2 separate regions of the Homo sapiens genome follow, and region 2 is linked to region 1. A link is an interaction called in ENCODE POLR2A ChIA-PET data of the cell type or tissue named here. Cell type or tissue: A673. All regions are shown on one strand.

Region 1 (2,500 bases):
TAGGAGGCTCTTTTTTTACTCCCTTCCCCTGCCATTTGAGCTTGCTGAACCTGAAGGATGGAATCTCTTCTTTCCCCAGGGGCTTATCCTTCCCCAGACCATTGGAAGGAGCATAAACTTTACAGACAGACATAGATTGAAATTGCCACTCCACTACGTAATAGCTGTGTGGCCTGGGGCACATCACTTGGCCTCTCTGAGCTACAGTTTCATGCTCTGAAAGGTGAGGGCAGTGAAACTGCTCTAGCAGAAATGCTGTGCAAGTCCCATGTGGCCACGTGTAGAGCACCTGGTTAGCAGGTGCCTCTCAACATAGCAGGTACTCACTGTAGCTCAGCTGCTGTCATCTGCCAAGAGGGAGACCGAGCCCTATTGTGGCAGCCTGGCAGGATTTACAATGGATTGGATATGAAAACAGACAGAAGGAAGCTTTAACAAGCAAAAACTCTGCCCAGCTAAAGGAGTGCTGGCAAGTTAGAGAATTAGTGTTGGAGCTCCAGGCAGGACCTAGCAGTTCAACTGAAGAGAGGGACTTAAAGCTTACTGGTTGGAGGGAAAGGCAGGAGGCTTCTCTTTCTATATTTTATTGTGGAGTTGGGCTGGAAAAAAAAAAAAAAAACACAGGACTGTGGTCTAGCAGAATAGGATGCTGGGTTCAGTGGAATTTTCCATTCATTCCCTCTTCCATTCATTCATTTTTTTTTTTTATTCAGCCTATGTGTACTGAACATCTTTTATGTGCTAGACACTGTTCTAAGAGTGAGAATACAGCAGTCAACAAAATAAATGAGTTCCTTTTGCTGCAGTGGACATCAAAGTCTGCTCATAGCAGGAGGCTGCAGTGTGGATCCCAGTCCCACCCCCTCTTCCTGCCTCTCTAGCTGTTACAGAGCTTTATCCCAGCCCCATACACTAGATGACCATTCCTAGTCCATGCCCAAGTGGGAAAAGTTCTGGGTTCAAATCCTGACCCTGCTGCTTCCTGGCAGTGTGCCCTTTGGCAAAACACTTAACCTCCCGAAGCCTCAGTGTTTTCATCTGTGAAATTGTATGATTCTGTCGTAGAAGTTCGTCTCTGATTATTTTCATCTTTGAAAATATTAGTAGCCTATATTGCAGGCTCATCTCAGGCTTAAATGGGATCAGGTGTGTGGCAGAGCCCAGCATATAGTAAGAACTCAGTTAACAGAAATCTCTTCCATGTCTTCTTGCAGAAGACAGGAACAGTTCATCTCAAGCCACCTGGCCCACTGAGAGGGTGTCATTCACAACGGATGACATCATCATGTCCTTGTGACCTCTCACCACTCTCTCCCTTCTCTCCCCACTCCAGGCTGTGACCTTTGGACATCGGGACGGCGCCCAGCTGCCTGGGCTCCCGTCACCTCTCCCTCCCTACTCTGTCCTCTGCCAGCTCAGGAGGCCAGAGACTCAGCATCAGAGGGTACCAACCCCGACCGACCTGGGAGCACTGGACAACTGCTCGGCGGCCTCCCTGCACCTCAGACTTGAGCCCTTTTCCTCGGGCAGGGTTGGGGACCCCCGAGCTAGGACTGAACCGGACCAGCCAGGGTGATGCGTTATTGATCAGTGCGGCCCAGGGGACAGCACTAATGAGAGCACTGCAGGCTGCACGTGGTGCCTTTGGGCTATGGGACTAGGACAGGAGACCCCACGTGGGGGGGCTCACAGACGGGGCTATGTGTGTGTGTGTCTGTGTGTTTGACGTTGTTCACTCTTGTTTCCCCTTGACAAGCAAGAGCCAGACTGTCCCAATGACGGGGCACTCCTCAGTTCTGTCTGTATGTGGTAGGTTCCAGCTGTACCATCTGGGAAGCTAAGAGGAGGGTACAGAGCCGAGTGGCAGCTTAGTCAAGGCTACTGAGCCAAGATCGAGCAGGGAAGGTCGGGAGTGGCTAAGCTCGTTCCTTTGGAAATATCTGTTTTCAGACACCCCAACCCGAGCCTGTCATGGCGTGTGGCACCTTTGCATAGAGCTCTGAAGTACAGTAGGAAAGTTAGAACGTCTTTTGAGTTCTGGGTCTCTCTGGGGGACCTATTCCCCCATTTCTGCTGTTTTCTCCTGTTCTCTGAGAGTAGCATCCCTTTTCACCTCACTGCCCGCACCTCCTTGCCATTTGGAAAGCCAAGATGACTTCTGAGGGGCTCCTTAGAGCTCACCGTCATTCAGGGCACCCCCTGAAGTCTGGTCCCTGAGAATCAGGGCTCTGGGCAGGGAGTTCTAGGACATTCCTTTTCTTCCCTCTTCTCTGCTACTCACACCAGTGAAGCTTATTCCCCCACCAAGGTGGATGCGGGTTCTTGGGGTACGTCCATGTTGGGTTATGTGGCTGTACCTATGATAACACGTTTGCAAAAGATTTCCCTGCCTGTCACCCTTGAGGAGTCCTGTTGGGGGAGCACAAAGGGAGGATGTTTGTTACACTTCTGCGTTCTTTGCTCTAGCCTGGTGCGGGGTCCTCAAGTAGCTTCCCCATCG
Region 2 (2,500 bases), 210 kb after region 1:
CTTCCTGGAGGAGGTGACAATTGAGCTAAAGAATGAGATTAAGAAAGTTTAAGCAAAGAGGGGAAGGAAGGGGGTTATGGCCTGAGACTACTGAGGAGTGATTTTCCTGAAGAATGCCTGACCAGCCAGAGGACCAGCTGACAAGTAGGATGGGGTTAACTAAGTTGATTTAACGGGGATGCCAGCCTTCTGCCCCAAAAAAAAGAGAACCCCACTGATCCACTTACCAAAGACCACTGTTTGGAGCTAACTTTTTGTCAGAAGACACTACTCTGTTTCCTCAGCTCCCTCAGGTCCAGAATTCTCTATGTATGATAACTAGTTGTACAACAGGTGTCATCTAAGCCATGGGCCCCAGAGACAAGACACTGGTGGGTCTTGCAGGGACCCAAACCTAGGTCCTGGCTCCATTAATAGAGCCCATAGAATCAATCAATCTCTCTCTCTCTCTCTCTCCTCTCTCTTCTCTCTCTCTCTCTCTCCCCCTCCCCCTTTCTCTCCCTCCCTCCCTCTCCTCTCTCTGTCTCTCTCTCTCTCTCTCTCCCTCCCTCCCTCCCTCTCTCTCCTTCCACCCTAATCCCATCCCCCAGCCAAGCAAGAACACATCAGCAGCCACCATTTCCCTAACAAGAATATCTCAGATATTCTCAGGGAGGGCAATTGTTGGCTTCAGTTCAGCTCCACTGTCTCTGGGGGGAAAGGGGAGGGAGAAATCTAAAACATTAATTACACTATTAAGTTTTGGGTAGTAACAATGGGAATTAATTATAGATGCATCTTTATGCTCAAATTATTCAAAGGGAACCCTCCAGGTACCTTTTATTCCTTTCTGTTTCTTCCCCTTAGCTAAGTCTTCCTGCATCGTGGGCGGTTTCCCTGATTCTAAAAAATAATGAACTTAACGCCGATAATCCCAGGTGGGGGGAAGTTAGCGATTTGTCTGCACTGAGATTTCTAGTTACAACAGGGAGGCTTGTTAAGGAGTCGAGCCTGGGTATTTCTGAGCCTCTGGCCTGTCTGCTAGTGCCCCTGGAACTCGCCCTGCCCAGTAGAGCAGAAGGAAGAGACACTGGTTTGGGCTTCTCTGTTTAGTTAGAAAGAGGCTGGATTTGATGTTCAGACTTCCCAGGGTCTCAGTGGCAGCATCTTTTAAAATTCATAACTTCTTTTATTTCTTTTTTGTAGAGACAAAGTCTCACTCTGTTGACCAAGCTGGTTTCAAACCCTTGGCCTCAAGTGATCCTCCCGCCTCAGCCTCCCAAAGTGCCAGGATCACAGGCATGAGCCACTATGCCCATCCCATAACTTCTTTTGATAGATATTTATTTAGTGCCTGTTGGGTATCAGGCTCTGTGCAAGACCCTTGACATGCATTGCTGAATAAATCAGACCTGGTCCTTCCCTTGTGGACCAATAAACCTCTAAATCCCATCAAACTCAATGCCTGGTGACTAATTCGTGATTCATTTCTCTCTCTCTTTCTCTCATTCACACATGTGCATACACACACACATTAGAATATGAGCCCTATGACAGCTGCATTCCATAGCTATGTTCTCTGTGGTCTCCATTTCCTATAACAATACTGACACATAGTTAAGCACTTAATAAATATTTGATGAATGAAAGAGAGAGGAAATGGATGAACGATCATCTTTTGAGGCAATGCTTGGCAAACCAAGGTTCTTAAGCCTGGGATCAATCAAGTAACAAGCTAACAAAACTAACTACTCCTTTTAATTCATGACTAATTGCTCTGGTGGGATTTTTTTTTTTTTTTTTTTTTTTTTTTGAGGCAGAGTCTCACTCTGTCGCCCAGGCTGGAGTGCAGTGGTGCCCAGTGGTGCGATCTCGGCTCACTGCAACCTCCACCTCCTGGGTTCAAGCAATTCTCTTGCCTTAGCCTCCCAAGTAGCTGGGACTACAGGCGCACGCTGCCACTCCCGGCTAATTTTTTTGTATTTTAGTAGAGACGGAGTTTCACCTTGTTGCCCAGGCTGGTGGCAAATTCCTGAGCTCAGGCAATCCACCTGCCTCGGCCTCCCAAAGTGCTGGGATTATAAGCATGAGCTACCACACCCGGCCTCTGGTGGGATTTAATAAAGGATTTAATATCCAGCATTATCTCTAGAGAAGTTAAAAAATAAAATAAAATAAAGGATTTAATAATACTTTAATAATACGGTGCTTAAACACAAAGACTTCAAGTGCCTCTGAGGAAACCCCTGAAGCCATCAAAGATCAAGAGAGTTCTCTTCTGTTATATTTCATGGATCCTGGTTCTTGCACGAAAGTCCCAATCCAGCATCTTCTCTCCCCTTTTCTGTTGCCCATTTTTCATCTCCATCCTCTTCCCTCCAGAGCTGTCAAGTTCTCGGCCAAGCTGATGGGGCAGGCTATGGCCAAGAGGGTGAAAGCGACCATCCTCTATGCCACAGAGACAGGCAAATCGCAAGCTTATGCCAAGACCTTGTGTGAGATCTTCAAACACGCCTTTGAT

Evidence for each region. Peaks named below come from ENCODE experiments on the same cell type or tissue, not always from the same donor. Only the 100,000 strongest peaks of a DNase experiment are listed, where the experiment ranks them.
Region 2: POLR2A ChIA-PET joins it to region 1 with 11 read pairs; 2 of 35 experiments call an interaction of 5 or more read pairs at or near these places.

The regions. Positions count from the first base shown.
Region 1 is chr12:117,466,039-117,468,538 of GRCh38, reverse strand. It overlaps KSR2 (kinase suppressor of ras 2), which reads left to right. Exons shown (of 20, transcript NM_173598.6): 20 at 1,334-2,500. The coding sequence ends at 1,340. Among named protein-coding and RNA genes, the nearest start is that of NOS1, 110 kb to the right of the region's middle. In A673, no CTCF peak of the experiment used is centred here; no DNase peak of the experiment used is centred here; H3K27me3 peaks cover 1,568 bases.
Region 2 is chr12:117,260,471-117,262,970 of GRCh38, reverse strand. It overlaps NOS1 (nitric oxide synthase 1), which reads left to right. Exons shown (of 29, transcript NM_000620.5): 14 at 2,362-2,500. Among named protein-coding and RNA genes, the nearest start is that of FBXO21, 71 kb to the right of the region's middle. In A673, no CTCF peak of the experiment used is centred here; a DNase peak (open chromatin) is centred at 1,530.